5 separate regions of the Homo sapiens genome follow, and all the other regions are linked to region 1. A link is a loop called in an ENCODE intact Hi-C map of the cell type or tissue named here. Cell type or tissue: natural killer cell. All regions are shown on one strand.

Region 1 (5,000 bases):
AAGTCCAAAATCAACAAAAATTAACCTATGGAATAAAAGACCAGGAAAGTAAGGGAGTTTCATGACTGGGAAGAAGACATGATTCAATCAAAAGTTCAAAAAAGAGGCAAGGTGCAGTGCAGTGGCTCATGCCTGTAATCCCAGCACTTTAGGAGGCCAAGGCAGGCAGATCACTTGAGGTCAGGACTTCGAGACCAGCCTGGTAAACATGGTGAAACCTCGTTTCTACTAAAAATACAAAGACTAGCTGGGTATAGTGGCACACACCTGTTAATCCCAGCTACTCGGGAGGCTGAGGCAAGAGAATCACATGAACCAGGGAGATGAAGGTTGTAGTGAGCCAAGACCGCCCCACTGCACTCCAGCCTGGGTGATAGAGCAAGACTCTGTACCCCCCAACGCCACCCCAAAAAACCAAAAACCAAAACCACAAAAGTTCAAAAAAGAAAAGATTCCACTAATATCTCCTCTTAAGTTAGAATCCAAGGTATAGCTTCCTAATTGTGGCCATTCACACCACATAGTAAACTTAAGGCAGGTTGCCTATGCAGTTTCAGAAAATCACACAAAGAATAATTTGTTCTCAAATAGGAAAAGCACAATAAAAATATAAGAAAGGAGGCCGGGTGCAGTGGCTCATGCCTGTAATCCCAGCACTTTGGGAGACTGAGGTGGGCGGATCATGAGGTCAAAAAATCGAGATCATCCTGGCCAACATGGTGAAACCCCGTCTCTACTAAAACTACAAAAATTAGCTAGGCGTGGTGGTGCATGCCTGTAGTCCCAGCTACTCAGGAGGCTGAGGCAGGAGAATCGCTTGAACCCAGGAGGCGGAGGCTACAGTGAGCCGAGGTCGCACCACTGCACTCCAGCCTGGCAACAGAGTGAGACTCTGTCTAAAAAATAAATATATATAATATATATAAAATATATATAATTATATATAATATGTAGTACATATAAAATATATAACATATAACATAATATATAATATATAATATATAACATAATACATATAAAATATAATATATAACATTATATAAAATATATAATATATAACATTATATAAAATATATATAACATAATATATAAAATATATAATATATATATAAAATACACACACACACACACACACACACACAAAAGTAAAGACACGAAGTCAAAAGATAAAAATAGCAACTATAGGCCAGGCACAGTGGCTCACGCCTATAATCCCAGCACTTTGGGAAGCTGAGGCGGGCGGATCACTTGAAGTCAGGAGTTCGAGACCAGCCTGGCTAACATGGCAAAACCCCGCTTCTACTGAAAATATAAAAATTAGCTGGGCGTGGTGGTGCGCACCTGTACTTCCAGCTACTGGGGAGGCTAGAGTGGGACACTGCTTGAACCCAGGAGGCAGAGGGTGCACTGAGCCAAGATCATGCCATGACACTCCAGCCTGGGAGACAGAGTATGACTCCATCTCAAAACAAAAGAAAAAACAAAAACAAAAACAAAAAAACCCTGAGAGGAGAGATGAAAATTAAGGGAACACCCAGTTCATTTTAATCCAAACACATCCCTACTTAGCTTTTGAAACTGCTATATTGAGAATTATACACATCCCTAAAAACAATTACATTCCTGTGTACAAAGAAATGATGCAATGCTCAGTTACCAACATTGTTTCGTCAGAGTACTAGCAGCTCTTTGGTAATACTTCACATGCACCAGAAGAAGCTTCCCAAATACCGTATCAAAAAACACTGTGTTGCATCAAGTCAGGAGAACAAAAGCAACCAGGACACGGTCCTCATAAAAGAACTTCTATATTTACTCATTAGACCCCAATCTTTATGAAGTCTTGTCACTTTACTTTCATCCTGAATCTTAATAATTGAAGTTAATTATCTTAAAGGATCAGTAGAAGGGTTTCTTTCTTGGGTTGGGGTCCTTCATTAGCATCTGAATAACTTATATCCAACTTCCTTAGAATTTTAAAAACATACACCCTGTGAACTCACGAAAGTATCCTGGATATTACAACAGATACGCAAGTGGCCTAAAACCAGCACATCTTTGCTCCTAACCTTGCTTCACTGAAGCTTTGACAGAGCACCTTTCTTTTATGAGTTTGGACAATGGAGCACTCAGGAAATCAGAGCAGCATGTGGCTCATTCCTGAGCAAGATGCATCTGAGATGTTAAGACTCAGTTCTCCTTCACAAAGAAGTCAGAGCCTAGGGGATCTTATAGATGCAGCTTAGCTGTTTCTAAGTCATCAACAACAGAACATCAAATAGTTGATGGGCTGCGAAGTTCCTTCCATGGAAAGTTTCCACAGTTTACTCTTAGTAAGGTTCCACAGCTTACCTACCTATATTTGGAAGGTAACTCACCTGTTTAGTTAGTGTCTGTGTGAGGATTGGAACCAGATACTGTAGTGCTCCCTTCGCATAAAACTTGCTGGTGTGCTCAGGGGGCCGTCCTTGTTCTGCTGCCTGAGGAGAAACAAAGCAAATTCTAGACAAAAGCAACCGAGCTCTGTATACTAAAGGCATACAATGAGAGCCGAACAGGGATCTCTTAACAGAAACAGAAACATACAAGGACAAATGGTAACATACAATGTGATCTTGGAAAGTGCTAATTTTTTGGTCTACTTCAGTGAGAATCTTTTAGGCCATATAATATAGGTCCAAGGCAACATTAAGTATAACTTTTTTTTCATAAGTTCAATTCATATGGACAACCTGATATTTCAGTGTTCCTTGGATCAACACACACTCAGTTTGCCTAAAGATGCCAAAAAAAACCTTTTTATTTTTGTCCTGAAATAAAAGTGTGTAAAGACCAAGCTGGAAACAAAACTTGAATTCAAAGATCCCAAGTACAGAACTCCCCATTCTCTTCCATATCTGACTCTTTCACCAGAGTTAGTAAAGTATCAATTATACATCCTAGGCTTGCATTAGGACTTCCAAAAGGAAATAATTCAGCATCAGGCATCACCTTGGTAAACTGCGACAGCCTGCTGCCCCCTTGTGTTCACAGTGATAATACCACTATTTACGATCAATCATGCCTGACTGCTTGGCAAGAACGTGAGCCCTCATTACTGATGTGCCTCCTTCATGAAGGGCTCTGGCTAGCAGAAAAATCAAAATCTCTGCCAATGGAGATACCCTCTAAACCCAGACAGAATAAAGTTCTCCTAGAAGGGGAACATCATCCACAAATGAGATATGTCCCAAAGCGTATTCAGAGTAATAGTTCTCCCCAGCTCACCTCTGAAGCTTCAATGGCCAAATCCATTTCCTCATCACAGACATTGGACCAGAATTCTATCCCTTGTAAAGCCACCTCATCAATGTCACTTTTCATTGCTTCGATTGTGATCTTAAGAAGAAAAACACCCCAGGCCCCAAATAAGTACTGATTCAAGTGAGTCCCTGCCCCAACCCGGCTTTAACCACAGACATGCAAATTTCAGAAATGTAACTATAAAAAGGAAGCTAGGCTTGAAAGAAAAGATAGGAAAAGAAAGATTTTCTTTTCTTTTTTTTTTTTTTGGTGATGGGGTCTCACTCTGTCACACAGGCTGGAGTACAGCAGCACAATCTCAGCTTACTGCAACCTCCACCTCCCAGGCTCAAACAAACCTCCCACCCCAGCCTCCTCCATAGGTGGGACCACAAGTGCATGCCACCTCACCCAGCTTATTTTTGTATTTTTTGTAGAGGCGGGGTTTCACCATATTGCCTAGGCTGGTCTCAAACTCCTGGACTCAAGCGATCTGTCAGTCTCAGCCTCCCAAACTGCTGGGATTACAGGCGTGAGCCACCATGCCCAGCCTCAGATTTTCAAAATGCAGGTTGTTTCTTTTTTCTTTTTGAGACAGAGTCTCGCTTTCTGGCCCAGGTTGGAGTGCAATGGCGTGATCTTGGCTCACTGCACCCTCCGTCTCCTGGGTTCAAGCGATTCTCCAGCCTCAGCCTCCAGAGTAGCTGGGATTACAGGCACGTGCCACCACGTTCAGCTAATTTTTGTGTTTTCAGTATAGACGGGGTTTCACCATATTGGCCAGGCTGGTCTCGAACTCCTGACCTCAGGTGATCTGCCCACCTCAGCCTTCCAAAGTGCTGGGATTACAGGCGTTAGCCACCGGGCCTGACCTCAAAATGAAGGTCTTTTACCCACACAAAGTTAGCACCAGTTTTCTTGGCACACCACTGATGAGCTTAAACCGAACAGTCTCGAGGAATTTCCTTGATTCCATAGTATTAAGTAAAATATTACAGAATTGGCAAAATAGCGACTAAGGATGATGGGCTCTGTAATTAGCCACAAGCTCAAATCACATAAATAGAAATACTTACTGCAAAAAGAGCAGGACCCATATATGTCTCCATGTACTGATAATATAAGGACATTATCTTCACCAGATTCTGTAAAGCAGCCACTCGTACCTTTTATGAACAGCAGATCAGATAGTTTACTAAAATAACAACGCAATCTGACAAAGTTAGATTCACTCAAATGGGCCAATAATCCTAAGGATTAATTGAGGTAAATATGGGATACGTTATCATTTCCCTAAAATTCATTCTCTCCCTTTAATTCCCTCATTATCTGTTCCTTTATTTTCCCATTTTGTCTCTCTTTTTCGGGGAAGGGACAGAGTTCCGCTCCTGTTGCCCAGGCTGGAGTGCAGTGGCATGATCTTGGCTCACTGCAACCTCTGCCTCCCCGATTCAAGCAATTCTCGTGCCTCAGCCTTCCAAGTAGCTGGGACTACAGGTGCCCGCCACCATGCCCGGCTAATTTTTTGTATTTTTAGTAGAGACGGGGTTTTGCTATGTTGACCAGGCTCATCTCGAACTCCTGAGCTCAGACAATCCACTCACCTCGGCCACCTAAAGTGCTAGGATTAAAGGTGTGAGCCACTGCGCCCGGCCATTTTTCTCTTTTTTTTTTTTTTGAGACAGTCTTCTTGCTCTGTCGCCCTGGTGCAAGTATAG
Region 2 (5,000 bases), 140 kb before region 1:
AGGGGAGCCTGGGGTTCTGGCCCCAGTCTGTGCTCCATGGACAGAGTGTGAGGGGCCCACACCAGCCAGGGGTTCAGGGAGCGGTGCCAGCTCCTGGCTGCCAAGAATCCCAGGGTGGGGTGCTCAAGTCACTGATCTGAGAAGGGAATGGTGGGCCCCCTTCTCAAGCCTGTCAGCCTAGTCCAGATGTCCCACAGGAGTACTCATTACCACTGGGTCGTGGGGAGCCAAGCACAGACCCAGATCTCCTGCCTTGGTTGGAGGACATGGTGGGCTTGGGACAAAGGGGAGAATTTGGGGGCTTAATGGCCCTTGACTAGGCTTGGAGTGCAGTAGTTTGGAGAACCAGGGATCCGCTTCCCTGGATGAGCAAAGGAGGATGGAGCTTGGACAGCAAGGGAAATGGTCAGGCCAAGCAATGCTGGCAGAGGGAGAGGAAGGTAGGCAGGAGGTGTCTCAGTCCTCATTTTGCCTCTTTGGACCCTCCACCCCCAAACTGCTCCACCCAGAGGGATTTAAGTAACTTTAAAAAATTTTATTAATCATTATTGAATAGCTGATAGGGACACCTAGGTTGGAAGGAGCAAAAAAAAAAAAGTCAAATATAAATAAAACCCCCAATTCCTTGCATCTTCTGAATAAAGTGTGTGTGTGTGTGTCTGTGTGTTTGTGTGTGTGTGTGTAATAAACAGAGAAGGGAAAGAGTGCTGAACCAGGTGAGAGGCCCAGGCATTCACATTCCCTCCATGAGGTCAAAGTGGAGGGGTGTTCAGGGCAGGAGGAGGCTGCTGGGCCAGCACTGTGACTCCCAGCTTCACCTGGATGGCATGCAGCCCAGGGGGATGTGTGCAGGGGAGTCCCACCCTCCCTGTTTCGGGGAAAATGAAGGTAGTGGGGACAGTGGTGGGGTAACCCCCAGCCCCTGACCAACACCTGCTGAGAATGCAGAGATCTTACGTCCGACCTCAATTCCACCGGCTCCAGTCTGCCCCTGGAATGGTGCACAGCTCTCCTATTCTACGCTGCCCTGGTCTAGTCCCAGTTCTGACACAGGCATTTTAAAGATCCTGGATTACATTGCCCGGCCATATCCAATCTCTTTAGGGAATGCTCAAGGGACCTTGCCATTGGGTCATTAGTTTAATGGTGTCTCCTTACTGCAAAGGACACGTTTTATAAGTGATTTCCCCTTTTAGAGACCCTCTAGTACTAGCAGGGGTAGAAAAGGAGGAGAGGCTTAGCACTCTCCCCCTGGGACCCATCTCTGTTCCCCTTAAGGTGGTCAGGGAGGGCAGTGTAGGACTTCAGAGAGACATTCACAGGCTGGCCTGGGCCAGGTCTCGCTCATCCAATGACCTATTTCTGGTACAGACACTTAACCAGATCACCTGGCCTTATGTGGTGGACCAGGGACTGGTCTTCCTGATTCTTGCCACACATACCCTCATCTTCTCCTCATCTGTACCTTAAGAGGCATTACCGTCAGAGGGGAACACTGAGAGTTATCAAGATCCCGACAGGCCAGAGTCAGGTCTGCATGGGACTCAGGCAGGTGGTTCCAGGGGCTGGGAGAGCATGGCTCCACGGTTGGGGGTTCTAGAGCACTACTCGTGTCTCTCTCTCTCTTCTTTTAGAGACAGGGTCTAACCCAGGCTGGAGTGCAGTGGCACGATCATAGCTCACTGCAACCTTGAATACCTGGGCTTCAGCAATCTTTCCGCCTCAGCCTCCCAATTAGCTAGGACTACAGGCGCACATTACCACATCTGGCTAGTTTTTTTTGTTTGTTTATTTAATTTTTAGTAGAGATAGGGTCTCACTATGTTGCCAAGTCTGGTCTCAAACTCCTGGGATCAAGCAACTTTCCAGCGTTGGCCTCCTAAAGTGCTGGGATTACAGGCGTGAGCCACCTTGCAGGGCCCACGTCTCATTAACACATGTCATCACATGGTGCAAAGTCTTCAGGTTGCTGAAAGATGCCTCCAGGCCCTAAGGTATGTGGAGGGGTGGCTTTGATGAGCAAGTCCAAACCATGGGCACTATGGTCCAGGATGCCAGGCCCCTGGGGATGTTGGGCCTTGCTGACCCCTAATATGAGAGGCCCCTCAAAATGAAGCATCTGTCCAGAGGAGGGTAGGTGGGTGGGCTGGGCTCTGGGAGGGGTGTGGGTGAAGAAGAGATTGGAAGGGCCGGGGCAGGAGCAGGAAGAAGAGAGAAAAGCCTGAGAGTCAGCCACAGTCTGTCTAGGACGAAGGTGGTGAGATTCTCCAGGCATCCTCAAGAGGGCACCCCGGGCTCTTGAAAGAACCAATTTAGTCTCATCCCAAGCCCCACCTGACAGCTGACAGGTGGCTGCACCACCATCTGCGTGGAGTATCAGGCCTCCAAGGATGTGGCCCTGGCTGGACCCAGCCCAGCAGTGATCAACAGCAGCAGCAGACACTGTTACAGCCGCATTCCTATGGACTGCCGGCCATCCCTGCCTGCCCATCTTCATCTTCAAAGAGAATGCACAAGTCAGGAAACCCCTGTTCTGGGAGACCCAGGTGTCCCTAGCCACTCCCAAAAGCTGCCCAGATGGTCTGGGGGAAGGAGGTCAGGCCCCCTTTGCTGGTGCCTCTTCACGTCCAGGTGACATCCCTCCCAAGGACAGCTGGCCAGGACACCCCTCCTCCAGAGCCCTCATAAGATGGTCTTTTCCCTAAGTTTCCACTAGAACCTCTCCTGCTTCTGTCACCCCAGAGCCCGTCACACACTGGGATGGGAAACCCTGCATTTAGTTCTGTAGGCTAACGTTGGGTGAAGTGTGTGTGTGTGTGTGTGTGTGTATGTGTGTGTGTGTGTGTGTGCGCGCACACATGGTTTGAAGGAGGGAGTGTCCACGGTGCCCTCCTGGGAGGGATGAGAATGAGGACAAGAAGGAAGGGAGCTATTGAGCCAGTGCCAGTTTAGCAGAGAAGCCTTGGGTTCTGTGGGAAGCCATCTGACCTAGGACCCTGAGGAGGGAGGGCGAAGGTGGGAGATGCGGAAGGCAGGTCACATTGGCCTTCCCTCCCTTCTCCTCCATTTAGCAAGATGTTACAGGCCCAAGAGAGACACTCTCCTCCAAGCTGGGCCTAGTGGGCCGCAGCCCTCACAGGCTGGCACATTCACCTCCCACCACCTCCCATGCAGCCTGGGCGGGGAAGAGCCCTGGACCAAGAGCTAGGAATCCTGAGTTTTGGCCCTGGCTCTGTCATTTATTCCTTTCACCTCCTGAGCCTCAGTCTCCTCCTTTGTAGCTTGGGGATGATGCTGCTGGCCTTACCCCTTCACCGGTGTCTTGTTTGTCATAGGACAGAGAGGACTGAGGGTTGTTTTAGCTGTGGAGCACAGGACAAGGGTAGCTTCAGATGACCTGGGCCAGGGTCACCACCAGCTCTGCCACTCCCACACCTGGGGGCCTTCCCAAGGCAGCAGCAATTCCCCCTGAGAGAGACAGAAGCAGAGTTTAGCGTGTGAACCTGCAGACACCAATTGGTGCCTTAACTCTCCTGAGACTTTTGCCAAAAATAGGAGGATGCAAAGTGTCTCCCCAGAAAGGCTGGGGGCTCTGCCATTGGTCAAAGGGGAGGGGACTGCACCCCTTATCTCTGTGGTCCCTCTCACCATCAATTCCTGAGACAACTGAGCATCCTGTGTCTGTCAGGTGACTGATCCCCCTCCCCAGTTAAGGAGGCTCAGGCTGTGGGAAGCTCACACACAGGAGAGACATCTCCAGCTACAAGGGGGCAGAAAGTTCTGGAAGGGCAGGAAGTCCCAGGCTGGCAAAAATACAGGTTGAGGGGGCAGAAATGGCACCTGCCCCCAAGTACCACACCTGGGACCGACATAGGGTGGCCCCAGGATGGGATGTGGCCGGGGGACACATGGGTCCCGAGGTGCCTGCAGGCAGGCGGGTGTGAAAGTCAGCCTCCCAGGAGCAGATGGGACAGAGCCCGGCCACCCAACCAGACTGGCTCAGGTGCAGCAGGCCCAGTGGCTGTGGGGCAGAGCCTGAGGACCAGAGATGCCCAAGCCGGAGGGACGTGCCATGCCGCAGCCTCGGTCGCCTGTGCCTGGAGCGGCGAAGGCCCCACAAGGGTATTTTATTTTCAAATACCTTTGCATTTCTTGAATAAACCCACCTGGTCATGAGGTATTATCGCTTTTATGTGTCACTGGAATCAATTTTCTAATAATTTACGTGGACTCTGCATCTATGCTTATGAAAGAAATTGGACACTAATTTTTCTTTCTTATAATATTAGATTTTTCTGTAAACGTTTTCCTGGCTTCACAAAAGAGTTCAGAGGAGTTCCCTCTTCTTTTTCTATTTTCTTGAAGACTTTGATTATATTGCTGATATTTCATTCTAAAATGTGAAAATATTCACACCTGTAATCCCAGCACGTCTGGAGGCTGAGGCGGGAGGATGGCTTGAAACCAGGAGTTCGAGACCAGCCTAGGCAACATAGTGAGACCTTGTCTTAATAAAAAAAGAAAAGAAAGAAAGAAAATATTCACTATAAATCAATCTGGGCCTTTATTTGAGGAAACACTTTGAATAACAGAGACAATTTGTTTAACAGATATTGAACTATTCAAGGCTTTTACCTTTTCTTCTGCCAGTTTTGGTAAGTTTTTGGTTTTTATTTGGAAGAGTGTGTCCATTCAAATTCAAATAGTCAAATTTGTTGTTAAGTTGAACTTCTTTTAATGCCTGTAGGATCTTTTGTGATTATCCTTTTTCATTCTTGATATTAACAGGGATTTTAAAAATCTCACACTTAACCTGAAATGAATTGATTTATAATATAATCTAAATCATAGTAACATTTGCACAGTGTAAAATCCTCTTCCTGTCAAAGAAAACTAGGACAAAACTCTTTTAAGGGTTTTCTATTTTTAAATTTACTTTTACATTTATCATACATATGTGTGTGTTTTAAAACTTATAAAATATGGCTGGCCACAGTGGT
Region 3 (5,000 bases), 130 kb before region 1:
GTGATCCGCCTGCCTCAGCCTCCTAAAGTGCTGGGATTACAGGTGTGAGCCACCAAGCCAGGTCCCATGTACCAATTCTTGAGTGAACCTGTTTTCTTTTACTTGGATAAATATCAAGGAGTGAAATTGCTGGGTCTTATGTTAGGTGTATATTTGACTCTATAAAAGTTGTTAAGTGTATGTTTAATTTTATTAGAGACTGCCAAACAGTTTCCTAAAGTGGCTGTACCATTTTGCATTCCCACTAAGAACATATGAGAGCTCCAATTGCTCCCCATCTTCATCATTACTTGTTATTGTCAGGGCTTTAGAGTGTTTGTGTGTTTGTTTTTACTCATTCTAATAGATGTATAGTAGTATCTCATTGTGGTTTTCATATGCATTTCTCTAAAGAGTAATGATCTTCGCATCTTTTCATGTGCTTATCATTAATGTATCTTTGCTGAACCACCTGTTCAAATCTTTTGTCCATTTATTATTGGATTGTTTGTTACTTATTACTGAGTTTTAAGCATTCTTTATATATTCTGGGTCCAAGTTCTTTATCAGATACATGTTTTGCAAATACTTCCTCCCAGCTTGTGGTTTGTCTTTTTATTCTCTTAATGTCATTTGAAGGGCAGAAATTTTTAATTTTGATGAAGTCCAATTTTATCAATAGTTTCTCTTAGGGCTCATGCCTTTGGTGTGGTATTCAAAAATTTTTTGCCTAACTGAAAGTAAAAAATATGTTATACGTTTTTTTCTAGAAGTTCTATAGTTTTACATTTAAGTCTATGATCCATTTGGAGTTAATTTTTATAGTAAATTATCCTTTAGATAAATACAAAATGTAAAAGATATAAATTTTATCTTGAATATCAGCCATTTTTACCACTCTTCATTTCTTTGGGTAGAGCCAAGGTTCTGTCTGGTTATCACATTCAAAGTGTCCTTTTAACAAGATCTTTGTAGACCTTAAAAGGAAAAGGAGGCCAGGTGCGGTGGCTCACACCTGTAATCCCAGCACTTTGGGAGGCTGAGGCAGGTGGATCACTTGAGGTCAGGAGTTCAAGACCAGCCTGGCAAACATGGTGAAACCCCATCTCTACTAAAAATACAAAAATTAGCCGGGCGTGGTGGTGTCACCTGTAGTCCCAGCTACTTGGGAGGCTGAGACAGGAGAACTGCTTGAACCCAGGAGGCGGAGGTTGCAGTGAGCCGAGATCACACCACTGCACTCCAGCCTGGGTGACAGAGAGAGACTCTGTCAAAAAAAAAAAAAAAAAAAAAAAAAGACAACGGCAAACACAGTGATTGAAATAGGAGGCTGTTGTGGAAGCTGGAAACAAACAGTGGGTGATAACAAACCTAAAATAACTGACTCTGACACGAGCAGTGGAGAAGGCACAGTCAGAACTCTGCTTTGCACATAACTCCCTAAAGACCCTGGTATATGAGGTACCAGGTACTTCTGGAAGTGGAGAAGAAGGTAGGGTTAAAAGAAAAAAAAAAAGATTGTTTAAAAGCCTATTTAAGAAACAGGTACATTCTCAGATTCTCTTCCACACTCAACACAGCTGGGCAACTTCCCCTTCCAATTCCCAAAAGATGAAGGTTTATTGTGGAGAGGTTAAAATAAACAGTCTCTAGGCTGCGAGATGCCAGATGCAGCCGAGGGTTGGGGCTACCATTCAGGAAACAGGGGGACAGGGAATCTTTACAAGTTAAAATTCGAGACCACCCTTCCCAAACCTCTTCTTCCACTCAGCACCCAGACCCTGCCCACATTATTAAACCCCATAGGGGAGGGGTTTAAGAGTCCTTCTTACAGAATCAGACCAGCTCATGAGGAAAAAACTCTGAAGGGTTCCCCCTAAAAGTTCCAGTCAGATCACTACAGTGACTCCATTGTGGGTAAGCCCAGCCATGAACTCAGCCAGCCTTGTAAGTGTTTAGTGCCTTGTTCTCAAACAGGGGCAGACAAGGCATTCCCAGAATGACAGCAGATCACCAAGTGTGGCTTGTGACATTTCAAATGGGAGCAGGCTAGAAGACTTCAGAAGAGATTTCTTCAGAGAAGTTAAAATTGACTGAAAACCTGAAACATCTAAAGAAACCTTATAATGTGAAAAATGGGACCCAAAATAAACACAGTGAAAAGAGCAACTTGGAGGAAACAGAGACATCCAGGGAAAAGAAAATCTCACTAACGCTGAGATTAGATCAAAGAGATTAGGTCAAATATGGCATTCAAGAAACAAGATAGAATGTTATTTTTAAAAAAGAATCTTCAGAGAATAAAAATATTCTCTTGGAAATTGAAAACAGGATAGCAGAAATTAAAATTTCAGTAGGAGTTGGAAGATAAAATTAAATCTCTTAGAAAGCAAATGAAACAAATGGAATGGAAATGGGAGAGAAAAGACAAGAAAATTACAGGACCAATCCAGAAAGTCCAACTCCTGACTTTCCCACCCCTTCTCCACTTAAGAAGCCCGGGGCTGTGGGGAGTTCCTGCCCCACCCATCTCAGACACAGGAGAGACATCTCCTTCTACCAGGGGCCCGAAAGTTCTGAAGAGCAGTAAGTCCCAGGATAGCAAAGATGCAGGTTGAGGGGGGCAAAAATAGGCACCTGCCCCCAGGCCTCACCTTGCGCGCACGCTCTGGGATGGACACAGGTGGCCCCAGGGTGGGATGTGGCCGGAGGACACGTGGGCCCCGAGGTGCCTGCAGGCCGGCGGGTGTGGACACCAGCTTCGCAGGAGCAGCGGGAGCAGAGCTCGGCGCGCTCGCGTGCAGCGGGCCCAGTGGCCGCGGAGCGGAGCCCGAGGACCAGAAGACGCCGGAACTGGAGAGACCCGGAGCGCCTTGGCCTCGGTCGCCTGTGCCCAGAGCGGCGTGGGTCCCCGGGCTCCCCCAGAGCTGGCGGTCTTTGAGTGCACAGGGAAGGCGCAGGGTCGGCGGCTGCGCTCAGACTCGGTCTCCTGCTGGCGGGAGAAACGCAGAGGCGACCGGGGAGGGAGGGCGCAGCGAGCCTGGGGCCGGGGCGAGGGGCAGCCGCATCACCGTGTCCGCGCTCCGGGCACACGTGCGGGGTCCCCTCCCCAGCACTGCTGGACCGGGGAGGTGGACCCCAGCCTGCACTCCTCCTCCTGGAGAGAGCAGGCCCGGGACACCTCCACTCTTGGACGGCCTCCCCACATCCTCTACCACTTCAGTATTTCCTCGGCAGCGTCCAGAGGGAGGGACGCGTTGAAGATGCCTGGACGGAACAAAGACGCGCCGGCTGCTGCGAGGAGGAAGCAGAGGAGGAACTGGCTTGAGGGAGGCGCAGAATTTTGGAGTGGGGGACGTGGTTGAAAGTACAAGTAAGGCCGGGCGCGGTGGCTCACGCCTGAAATCCCAGCACTTTGGGAGGCCAAGGCGGACGGATCACGAGGTCAGGAGATCCAGACCATCCTGGCTAACATGGTGAAACCCCGTCTCTACTAAAAATACAAAAAAATTAGCCGGGCATGGTAGCGGGTGCCTGTAGTCCCAGCTACTCGGGAGGCTGAGGCAGGAGAATGGCGTGAACCCAGGAGGCGGAGCTTGCAGTGAGCCGAGATCCCGCCACTGCACTCCAGCCTGGGCGACAGAGCGAGACTCCGTCTCAAAAAAAAAAAAAAAAAAAAAAAAGAAAAGAAAACTCACCCGTCGTAGTACAAAGACAGTAAGTAGCATCTCCGTTTATAGAAGGAGTTAGGATACAGAAGATAATGAGTAAAATGAGATTTAATAAGATAGAATAGACAAATATTGTTGAGCATCTTTTCATGTGCTAACTGCCATCTGAATAGTATGTCTTTTTTGGCGAAGTATTGTTCAAGTCTTCTGTCCATTTTGATGAAGCCCAATTTATTCATTTTTAAATTTTACAAATCAAGATTTTGGTGTTGTGTCTAATAAATCTTTGGCTAGCCTAAGACCACAAAGATTTTCTTCCAGGTTTGTAGTTTTACATGTATGTCTACGATCCATTTGAGGAAATTTTTGAATGTGGTTTTTCTTTTCTTTCGTTTGTTGCACGCAGATACCCACACTTTTTAGCATTTTTGATTAAAAAACTATCCTTTCCCCCCTCAGAATTGCCTTTATGCCTGTGGGGAGTTGATCTATGTCTGGATTCTCCAATCTGTTCCACTGATTTATTTGTTTATATTATGACACTATCACACAGTCTTGATTGTTGCAATTTTATGTATAATGTCTAATCAAGTAGTGTAATTCCTCCAACTTCATGTTTCTTTTTCAAAATTGTTTTGGCTAGTTTCGAGTACTTTGAATTTCTATATAAATTTTAGAATTGGCATGTGATTTTTTCTACCAAAAAAAATGCCTGCTGGGATTTTGGCTAGGATCACGTTGAATTTATAGTTCAATTTGAAGAGAATTAGTGTGGTAACAATATTGAGTCTTCTGATCCATATGCATGGCATATTTCTGTGTTTATTTAGGTCTTTAATTTTTTTCAGGAAGTTTTATAGGTTTCAGTGGTGTGTAGATCAAGCACATCTTTTGTTCCATTTCCCCAAGTATTTCATATTTTAATGCCATTGAAGATGGGATGGTGTTTTTGTTTTATTATTTATGTATTTATTTATTTATTTTGAGACAGACTCTTGCTCTTTTGCCCAGGCTGGAGTGCAGTGGCGCGACCTTGGCTTACCGCAACCTCCATCTCCCAGGTTCAAGCAATTCTCCTGCCTCAGCCTCCAGAGTAGCTGGGACTACAGGCACCTGCCACCACATCTGGCTAATTTTTGTATTTTTAGTAGAGATGGGGTTTCACCATGTTGGCCAGGCTGGTCTTGAACTCCGGGCTTCAGGTGATCTGCCTGCCTTGGCCTCCCAAAGTGCTGGGATTACAGGCATGAGCCACTGCACAAAGATGGTGTTTTAAAATTTTTCAACTTCCTTCCTTCCTTCTTTCCTTCCTTCCTTCTTTCCTTCCTTCCTTCTTTCCTTCCTTCCTTC
Region 4 (5,000 bases), 220 kb before region 1:
CCACTGCACCCGGCCATGGCCACACGTGAGACTCACTAAAAGAGCTTTTAGTAAATTCTGAAGTCTGGGTCCCATCCTAGGAAATTAGAATCTCTGGGGGGCATCAGCATTAAGGAGTTCCTCAGGTGATTCCAATGGGCAGCCAAATGTGGAGAAGGACTCCTTAGCCCAAAGATACCTTCCCACTGGGGGTGCCCAAGTAAAAACAAGGAAAAGTCTGTGCCCTCCACCCCCACCCACTCCTGTCCCTCGCCTTTCTGAATTTCTCCTCTTCCTACCCTACCTGCTGCCATCTTCGCAGAGCCAGGGCCAGTGGGTGGTTCTGGCTGTGTCTGTCAACCTTAACCAGGGGCGACATCTCCTCCCTGGTGTGTCTGGAGGCAGGTTCTCTCAGTGATATTTCCCTTTTGTCTCCAACTGCTTTCAGTTTCTTTCTACTCTACATTGTCACTTTCTCTCCATTTCTAACTTGCAAAGCTACACATTCTCCACCACTAAAAACCCCATGCTTGTCTTGTCTACCATGGCACCTTCCATTCCCAGCACACTGCTTGATTATAGTAGGTGCACAGTAAATGTTTACTGACTGACCGAATGACTATATCCTTTTAACACTTCTCAGGGACTTACCCCTTCTCTTTCAGGCCCAGCTTCTTCCACTTCCACTTTACTTCTCCTTCCATGTCTACCTCTGAATCCCCTTCTTTCTTCACTTTCCTGTGCTTTTCCTGCTTCCTGACATTCTCTTTGTCCTTTTTTGCACAGGGTTGTCCTCATCTAATCCGTCAGTACCAGACAGTGAACATCTCTCCCCCAGGATGCTGAGGGAGGGTCCTGGAGGGAAGGATGTGGAACTACAGCCTCTGCTCTCAAGAAGCTCAGATCTGGGCAGGGAACATCACATACCAGGGCTGTCTGTCGGGGGGGTGGAGGGCTGGGGGAGGGATAGCATTAGGGGAAATACCTAATGTAAATGACAAGTTGATGGGTGCAGCAAACCAACATGGCACATGTATACCTATGTAACAAATCTGCATGTTGTGCACGTGTACCCTAGAACTTAAAGTATAATTAAAAAAAAAAAAAGCTTCAGATCCCTCCTGGAGCCTCCTATGAAACCACGTGGCATAACTGGTGCTGTTGGTCCAGAAACTAGAAGAATATCAGGCCAGCCCCCTTGACTCTCTGTTGGTCCTCACTCATAGCTACAACCCAAGCTTTATTGTTGGTGTTTACCTTTGAAGAGTTACAGCCGACCCAGCCTTCTAAAGACTGCTTGTTTTGCCTTAAGGATTTCCCAGTAACCTCTGCTTCTCCCCTTTTCCCCTCCTATGATTTTCTATTTTCTCATCTCTTCCCTTTCTACTTATGGGGAAATCAAAATTGCAGACTTCTTCTTTTTTTTTTTTTTTTTTGAGGTAGTGTCTTGCTCTGTCGCCCAGGCTGGAGTACAATGATGCGATCTCGGCTCACTGCAACCTCCGCCTCCCAGGTTCAACCAATTCTCTTGCCTCAGCCTCCTGAGTAGCTGGGTTTACAGGTGCGCATCACCAAGCCCAGCTAATTTTTGTATTTTTAGTAGAGGCAGGGTTTCACCATTTTCGCCAGGCTTGTCTCGAACTCCTGACCTCAGGTGATCCACCCGCCTCGACCTCCCAAAGTGCTGGGATTAGAGGCGTGAGCGACTTCTCCCGGCCCAGAGTTGCAGACTTCTAACCCGGACTCTCTCATATGCAGACCCACAAAAATATCTGATGGGACAAACACCTAGCTTGGATGAATTTGGGTAATTTTTTTTTTCCTCCTAGGGTCCATCAATGATTTCAGGGATCTAGGTTTCCTCAGTCTTCTGTGAACATGAAACATTGACAGAGGCTATAAGATGTATCTCCCTGTTACACCACACCCCTGGTGCACACATACAGACACATCTCTGTCTTCACTGCCGGGGATGCCACTCCTGACCCCTGCCCTAACTCGTCAACTTCCTCTGCCCCTGGTTCCCCTGTCCAGGCCGATGGCTCCCCACCAACTGCCATGGAATCTTCCAGCAAGGACATTCCACTCATCCTTCCCCACAGGGTTCTTCCTTCTTTGCTCCTTCTTTCTACCCCCAGTCTCCCTGGGGTGGGATCTGTGGAGCCTCAGGAAGAAAGGGCAGGGCCCCAGGTAAAAGGAGCCCTTTAAGGTGGAAGGCAGGGGTGCCTCCTCAGCCTTTGTGTGTCACCACCAGGGGGCGCCCAAGGCATTTCCAAAGCAGCTGCCCAGCGTTCACCTTACAGTAACACAGGGCGGACAGGGAGATGCAGTTTAACAAGCAGCTATTGAGTGCCTGCTATTCCCCAGGAATGGGGCCTGCTTCATTCGGAGACTGAGAGTGGGTTCCAGCCTCTACAAAGAGACTCCTTAAAAAGAGCCATTTGGGCCCGGGTGCAGTGGCTTACCCCTGTAATCCCAGCAATTTGAGAGGCCAAGGTGGGTGGATCACCTGAGGTCAGGAATTCAAGACCGGCCTGGCCAACATGGCGATACCCCATCTCTGCTAAAAATACAAAAATTAGCCAGTCGTGGTGGTGCATGCCTGTAGTCCCAGCTACTTGGGAGGCTGAGGTAGGAGAATCGCTTGAATCTGGGAGGCGGAGGTTGCAGTGAGCCAAGATCTTGCCACTGCACTCCAGCCTGGGCGACAGAGTGGGACTTCATCTCAAAAAAAAAAAAAAAAAAGACAAAACAACAAAAAAAAAGCCATTTGGGCCGGGCATGGTGGCTCATGCCTGTAATCCCAGTACTTGGGGAGGCCTAGGGCAGGAGGATTGCTTCTTGAGCCCAGGAGTTAGAGACTAGCCTGGACAACTTAAGGAGACCCCCATCTCTACAAAAAAATTTAAAAATTAGCCAGGCTTGGTGGCTCTCAACTGTAGTCCCAGCTACTTGGGAGGCTGAGGCAGGAGGATCCCTTGAGCCTAGGAATTTGAGGCTGTAGTGAGCTGTGTTTGCGACACTGCACTCTGCCCTGGGTGACAAAGCAAAACCCTGTCTCCCTGTCTGAAAACAAAAACAAACAAACACACACATTTGCCTCTTCAAGGAATTGGTTTCCTACCAACCAGCTCCTCTTACCTCCCCGGGTAGCAGCATCTTCTCTCTGCCTCTGCCCCTCCCCTGCACTCCCCTGCTCCCCACCTTTCCCGACCCCATTGACCACAGCTCCATGTGGTGCCCAGTCTGCTTCTCGTAAGTCCCAGCTGCCCACTGCAGACTAGAATTGTCCCCAGGGACAAAGGGAGGCTGAGAATGTCCCTGGCGAGGCACTGCCCTCTCTCCCTCTGCCCGTCTCCCTCCTAGGCCCTCACTTATGTCAAAACCACATCTCAGTCCCATTGCTAGTCTCCTGAGGGTTCCCCAGAGACCCTGAGTGTGGAGGGTGTGGGTTCAGAAGGACCAGGGCTGGGCTCAGGAGCAGCACTTGTCACCTGAAAGCACTGACCTGGCTGGGAGAGACTCGGGAAGTGGGCCATGGGGGCGATAACAATAACAATAATCATATTAATAATAACACTGGGGCCCACAAAATGGCTGTGAAATGCCCGCTAATGATCCCTTATATTTATAGATCTCCTTCTCCTAGACACTTCAGAGCCATTGCCCAATTAACCCCCCTAGATTCCCTAGAAGGGACAATTAACCCCATATTTTATGGCTGGGGAAACCTAGGCTCTGAGAATGTGATGGAGTTGGCTGAGGTCGTCCAGTCCATTAGTGACAGCAGAATTTGTGGAGCAGCCCTCTCTCGTTCCTTTTGTCTACATCCACATGCACTTATGCTGGGCGTGGTGACTCATGCCTGCAGTCCCACCAGCACTTTGGGAGGCTGAGGCGGGCGGATGGCTCGAGCTCAGGAGTTTGAGACCAGCCTGGGCAATATGGTGAGACACTGTCTCTACTAAAAATACAAAAAAAAATTAGCTGGGCATGGTGGTGCATGCCTGTGTTCCCAGTTACTCAGGAGGCTAAGGTGGGAAGATCACTTGAGCCTGGGGGGCAGAAGTTGCAGTGAGCTGAGATCGAACCACTGCACTCCAGCCTGGGAGAGAGAGCAAGATCCTGTCTCAAAGAAAACAAATGGCTGGGCCCAGTGGCTCATACCTGTAATCCCAGCACTTTGGGAGGCCAAGGTGGGCGGATCACCTGAGGTCAGGAGTTTGAGACCAGCCTGGACAACATGATAAAACCCCGCCTCTACTAAAAATGCTACTAAATCTCTACCATAAATAAAGAAAAATGTTTTCTTTTTCTTTTTTTTTTTCTTTTTGAGATGGAGTCTTGCTCTGTCACCCAGGCTGGAGTGCAGTGGCACCATCTTGGCTCACTGCAACCTCTGCCTCCCAGGTTCAAGCAATTATCCTACCTCAGCCTCCTGAGTAGCTGGGATTACAGTCATGCGCCACCATGCCAGACTAATTTTTGGTATTTTTAGTAGAGACGGAGTTTCTCCGTATTGGTCAGGCTGGTCTCGAACTCGCGACCTCAGGTGATCTGCCGGCCTCGGCCTTCCAAAGTGCTGGGATTACAGGCGTGAGCCCCTGCGCCCAGCCCCAAGAAGGTGCTTTTTTCATTTTTTTCTTTTTTTTTTTTGAGATGGAGTTTTGCTTTTATCATCCAGGCTGGAGTACAGTGGCACGATCTCGGCTCACGGCAACCTCTGCCTCCCGGGTTCAAGCGATTCTTCTGTCTCAGCCTCCTGAGTAGCTGGGATTACAAGCGTCCGCCACCACGCCCAGCTAATTTTTGTATTTTTAGTAGAGATGGGGTTTCACCATGTTGGCTAGGCTGGTCTCAAACTCCTGACTTCAGGTGATCCACCTACCTCGGCCTCCCAAAGTGCTGGGATTACAGGTGTGAGCCACCTCGCTCCGCCAAAGGTGCTTTTTGCTAATCTGAACTCGGGCATGTAAAGTGGGAATATGCTCTGTTTGAAGCAGGAGGGAGTAAAGTTACCT
Region 5 (5,000 bases), 77 kb before region 1:
GTAGAAGCGGCTGGGAACAGGATACTGGTTGGGTAGGAGAGGAGAGTAGTGATCTCCCCCAAGGAATTGACAGTTGGGTCCAGGCGGGGAGGGGATGCTGGTGTCAACAGATGTGTACATGCTAGAAAAAAATAGAAGGCAAGAAAACGGGTCACAAGCAGAACCAGTCACCTGTGAGCCTACCTGTTTCACACATTCCTTCTCCGACCCTCCTTCCCTGGCCTGCCCACCTGTAGCATCTGTCCCCCACCCTCCTGTTTTCAGGGGCAGGGAGAGGATGTGTCTCAGGAGGGACCAAAGCTGAGTTGAACCCAGTGGCACTTACGACTCAAAGTTCTCCCGGAATCCTTTGGCAAAGGGGTTATTATCAATTTTCAGCTGAGTAATCTAGAGAGAAGGGAAATAGAGTCACCTGAGTCCTGAGTCTGGGGCTCGGGAACTTTCCAAATCCCTCCCAAGGAAGACAGTGGGCCCCACTCTGCCCTCCTCCCCACCGGGGCTCAGGCAGCCCTCACCTCGGCATTCTGGTAGGCAGTCACGGCAATGAACTGGGTTTCTTGGAAAGTAAAGATATGCGTGTTGGAAGCGTTGCAGGCTGCCTCTGGCTCTCCGTCGTTCACCTCAACGATATGCAGCCGGGGCTGGTACTTATGGAGGGACTGGAGCACAATCATCTGTAGACAGAGCAAGACGGTTGTAGGGGTGGGGAGGAAGGATTTCGAGGATCCCATCACCCCCACCAACAGCTGGCCCCACGTGAGGCTAGCAAGCACCTTGAGGTCATCCTGTCCATTCCCCTGCTCTGCCACCATGTAACTTCCCCCAAGCTTTCCAACTCCAGTGTCCGGACTCTTTGGGGCACCAATTCTAGCCTCTTGCCCCCTCTTCTACCTCCAGATGTCAATTGAGACCAAGGTATCAGCACAAACAGGGCTTTAGGGCAAGGGCACTTTTTTTTCTTTTTTCTTTTTTCTTTTTTTTTTTTTTTTGAGACGGAGTCTCACTCTGTCACCCAGGCTGGAGTGCAATGGCATGATCTCAGCTCACTGTAACCTCTGCCTCCCGGGTTCAAGCGATTCTCCTGCCTCCGCCTCTTGAGTAGCTGGGATTACAGGCACCCGCCACCATGCTTGGCTAATTTTTGTATTTTTAGTAGAGACGGGGTTTCATCATCTTGGCCAGGCTGGTCTTGAACTCCTGACCTTGTGATCCACCCGCCTTGGCCTCCCAAAGTGCTGGGATTATGGGTGTGAGCCACCACACCCAGCCAGCAAGGGCACTTTTAACAGGATTGTTCAACCTAGAGAAACTCGGCATCTATTCCCTGGGACCACAGGGCCAACTCTGTGCCTTTCATGGTGCCGGAGCAATGGCAACCCATGATTTGGTGAAGAAACCCTGAGGCTGGGTTGGCCTGTGTGGCCTGAATATGACCCCCGTCCAAGATTCAGCTTCATCCCATCTCATCTTCCTCCCAAGGTGGGTGAGAAACAGCCAGAGTTTAGGAAGGAGGAAAAATGACCCTTCGTTTAGGACAGAAGAAAAACGAACCTTCCTTCCTGTAGGAAGGAAGAAAAAATGAACCAAACTGGCCCCGCAGGACCCTTGTGGCCTTGGAGGTCTCAGACCCAGGGTGGGGAGCAGGGCGAGGCTACCTTTTGAAGAGCAGGTCCTACCTGGGTCACATTGTTGGACGCCCCCTTGTTGTTTGTGAGCTTTAGTTTCCCAAATGAAACTTCCTGGCGCATCCAGTGCGCTCCTGTGTTGGGGGAGTCCGGGTGGACGTACAGGCGGTTTCCTGTGGACAGTTCACCTCTTTGACATGCAGCCCCCGGGACAGAACCCTGGTGATGTAGGGCTTTGCCTGTCCCGAGAGGGACGTAAGGAAGGACACAGGGGGAGGACCAGGCAGGGAAGGGCAGAGGACTCAGCAGAGGACAGGCTAGAGCAAAGCAGGAAGCCAGAAACAGGAGGGATGCAATGGCGTGGGATGGAGTGGGAGGGGGTTAAAGGTCTAGGAATTAGGGGTAGGGGCTTGGTGGGCCCACCAGGGGGCGCCCAGTCCCAGCGAAACAGAGCCCACCGCTCCCAGGGGCGCGCGCACCTGGCATGCTGCCCTCGGCCTTTCCACACTGCACCCACTTGCCGCTCTGGTACCGCCAGTGGTGCTGGTCCACCAAGACCACGTCCACAAACATCCTGTAGTGGCTGGTGGGCTCCAGCCCGGCCACAGTAAATGACAGGAATGGGAACATCCGCCTGGAGAGAAGAGAGAAAGCCCCCAGCACCCATCAGCTCCAGCTTGACAGCCAGTCCCCCCTGCAACAGTGCCCAGGCATCAGTGGTGTGCTGTAGCCGGCTTCCTCCCACTCACAAGAACCAGCTGGAAGGTGTTTAGGGAGTTTGCCAGCCAGTGGTTAAACACAGCCATAATTAAAAATTAAATTATATAAACTTGCAATTCAAGACATATTAACAGTCAAAGTAGGCCCGGCACAGTGGCTCATGCCTGTAATCCCAGCACTTTGAGAGGCCAAGGCGGGCGGATCACCTGAGGTCAGGAGTTCGAGACCAGCCTGGCCAACATGGCGAAACCCCGTCTCTACTAAAAAGTACAACAACAACAACAAAAATAGCTGGGTGTGGTCGTGGGCGCCTGTAATCCTAGCTACTCAGGAGGCTGAGGCAGGAGAATGGCTTGAACCCAGGAGGCAGAGGTTACAGTGAGCTGAGATCGCGCCACTGCCCTCCAGCCTGGATGACAAGAGCAAGTCTCCATCTCAAAAAAAAAAAAAAGGAGTAAAAACTAAAAAATCATCACTGCCCAGTTATTTTACGTTTTACTATTGTCTGCACTGTCGAGGTTACTTCCGTCTATCGCAGCTGCATGGAGGAGGTACTAAATCACAGTGCACTGTGAGTCTCTTCCCGGCTCTGTGTTCAATGACTCACATGAGTCGCTTGAAATCATCCATAGCAGGAGTATTTACACCACAGGGATCAGCAAACACTACAAATCAGAGTTTTTTAAAATGTTCTTTCAGAGGGTCAGTTGCTCGACATCTACCTGCACACCCCTGTCTCTAACCTTAGCTGCTTCCTAGGAGGGGGCACCACCAGCTCTCCACAGGCAGTTCCTGGAAGGTCCTCACGCCTCAGTTCCTCAGCCACCCTCTCTGCCGTGGCTCTCACAGTGCTAACACACTCCCAGACCCATGACACCCACTCACAGGCCCTCCCTCTCCCATGCTCCTGGGTCTGCCACCTGCGGTATAGTCTGCCCTCAGCCTTTAGAGAAGTTGCACACATCCTAGTTGAACAGGGAGCTTCCCATCCACCTGAAAGAAGGCTCTATTGAACACGGGGCTCATGTTCAAAGTCCTTGTTTCCAGGAAAAGTAGAGGAAGTTAGGGGGTGGGATGCTGTATGATTCCGCTGTTGTGCCAGAGTAACAGATTCAGAAAAGAAGCACTCTTCTACCATCACCATCTCCACCACTAACACCTTCACTAGCCCCGTCACCACCACCACTACAACCAGCACCATCACCACCAGTAGCACTGTAACCACCCATCACCACCATCACAACCACCGTCACTACAACTGCCCCCTCCACCATCACGATAACCACGATCTCCACCAGCACCAGCACGGGCACCACCATCTACAGCCACCACCTTCACCATCACAACCACCACCAGTAGTACCGTCACTACAACCACCACCTCCACCAGCACCAATTCCATCACCAGCTCCAATGGCTTAGCCTTTCTCTTCTAACACAAGCAGGAAGAGCAGAGTTTTCAGAATGGCAGAAGCTAATCCTCATCAGAATTATTTTTCATTTCCACACACTTCCCCCTCCTCTCATGAGAAGCCCTGAAGGATGAGGAAAAAGGGACCTATCTGAGTCAGGAAACCTGGAGGAGGGAGGGTTCCAGGGGCCTAGGAACTGTTTTTGAGGGACTTCTAATCCCCAGAGGTCCCCAGGACAACTTACCTAACAACCTTGGGAAGGTGTCCTAGAAGGGTGCTGTCACACGCCTGTCTTCCCCTGACTTTCCTGAGTTGAGAAAAATAGATTACTACCCTATGACCCTGGATAAGTTAATTCTCAAGCCAAATCTCAGTTTCTTTTTGAAATGGAGTTTCGCTCTGTCATGCAGGCTGGAGTGCAGTGGCGTGATCTCAGCTCACTCTAACCTCCACCTTCCAGGTTCAAGTGATTCTCCTGCCTCAGCCTCCCAAGAGCTGGGACTACAGGCATGTGCCACCATACCCGGCTAATTTTTGTATTTTTAGTAGAGATGGAGTTTCACGTTGGCCAAGCTGGTCTCGAACTCCTGACCTCAAGTGGTCTACCCGCCTCAGGTTTCCAAAGTGCTGGGATTATAGACATGGGCCACTGCACCCAGCCCAAATCTCAGTTTCTTCACATGTAAATGGAGAGTCTAACTCCTGTCCATCTTTCCTCTGAAAGCTGTTAAAAAGTTCGAAAGATGGCCCAGCACAGTGGCTCACACTCGTAATCCCAGCACTTTGTGAGGCCGAGGAGGGTGGATTTCCTGAGCTCAGGAGTTCGAGACCAGCCTGGCCAACATAGTGAAACCCCATATTTACTAAAAATACAGAAAATTAGCCTGGTGTGGTGGCATGCACCTGTAGTCCCAGCTACTTTGGAGGCTGAGGCAAGGAGAATCGCTTGAACCTGGGAGGCGAAGGTTGCGGTGACCCGAGATGGCGCCACTGCACTCCAGCCTGGGCAACAGTGTGAGACTCCATCTCAAAGAAAAAATAAAAAATAAAATGTTATTTCCAATTTTATATTTGAAGAAACTGACGCTCCGAGAGGTTTGGTGACGGTCCTCGGTGGGAGAGCAGAGGTGAGGTCTTCTGACTGCAGAGTGCATGCTGTGCTCTGTGGTCCCCATTTCTTCATATTCATTTTTTTCTTTCTTTTTTTTTAGACAGAGTCTCGCTCTGTCCCCCAGGCTGGAGTG

What was found. A loop is a pair of places that touch in the nucleus more often than their neighbours do. Peaks named below come from ENCODE experiments on the same cell type or tissue, not always from the same donor. Only the 100,000 strongest peaks of a DNase experiment are listed, where the experiment ranks them.
Region 2: it touches region 1 in a loop (10-fold over the local background); 45 of 110 quality-filtered maps call a loop at or near these places.
Region 3: it touches region 1 in a loop (15-fold over the local background); 47 of 110 quality-filtered maps call a loop at or near these places.
Region 4: a loop joins it to region 1, with 12 times the contacts of the local background. A loop is called at or near these places in 5 of 110 quality-filtered maps.
Region 5: it touches region 1 in a loop (5-fold over the local background); 19 of 110 quality-filtered maps call a loop at or near these places.

Annotation. Positions count from the first base shown.
Region 1 is chr17:47,662,537-47,667,536 of GRCh38, reverse strand. KPNB1 (karyopherin subunit beta 1) reads right to left here. Exons shown (of 22, transcript NM_002265.6): 7 at 4,359-4,448; 8 at 3,268-3,378; 9 at 2,379-2,480. Among named protein-coding and RNA genes, the nearest start is that of KPNB1, 15 kb to the right of the region's middle. RefSeq lists an enhancer at 3,629-3,698. In natural killer cell, CTCF peaks have their summits at 2,836 and 3,035 (motif pointing left); a DNase peak (open chromatin) is centred at 3,026; H3K27ac peaks cover 427 bases.
Region 2 is chr17:47,799,864-47,804,863 of GRCh38, reverse strand. No RefSeq gene overlaps it. Among named protein-coding and RNA genes, the nearest start is that of OSBPL7, 19 kb to the left of the region's middle. In natural killer cell, a CTCF peak has its summit at 2,323 (motif pointing right); a DNase peak (open chromatin) is centred at 2,293.
Region 3 is chr17:47,788,016-47,793,015 of GRCh38, reverse strand. No RefSeq gene overlaps it. Among named protein-coding and RNA genes, the nearest start is that of OSBPL7, 31 kb to the left of the region's middle. RefSeq lists enhancers at 2,203-3,003, 3,004-3,806. In natural killer cell, CTCF peaks have their summits at 2,602 and 2,806; a DNase peak (open chromatin) is centred at 2,815; H3K4me3 peaks cover 510 bases; H3K27me3 peaks cover 1,979 bases.
Region 4 is chr17:47,887,347-47,892,346 of GRCh38, reverse strand. It overlaps SP2-DT (SP2 divergent transcript), which reads left to right. Exons shown (of 3, transcript NR_135480.1): 3 at 766-1,118. Among named protein-coding and RNA genes, the nearest start is that of SP2-DT, 6.0 kb to the left of the region's middle. RefSeq lists a silencer at 2,146-2,315. In natural killer cell, CTCF peaks have their summits at 2,028 and 2,235 (motif pointing right); a DNase peak (open chromatin) is centred at 2,246.
Region 5 is chr17:47,739,869-47,744,868 of GRCh38, reverse strand. TBX21 (T-box transcription factor 21) reads right to left here. Exons shown (of 6, transcript NM_013351.2): 2 at 2,105-2,259; 3 at 1,677-1,798; 4 at 516-674; 5 at 326-387; 6 at 1-121. Among named protein-coding and RNA genes, the nearest start is that of TBX21, 9.1 kb to the right of the region's middle. In natural killer cell, a CTCF peak has its summit at 2,027 (motif pointing right); DNase peaks (open chromatin) are centred at 2,068, 2,918, 3,238 and 3,648; H3K4me3 peaks cover 1,508 bases; H3K27ac peaks cover 4,695 bases.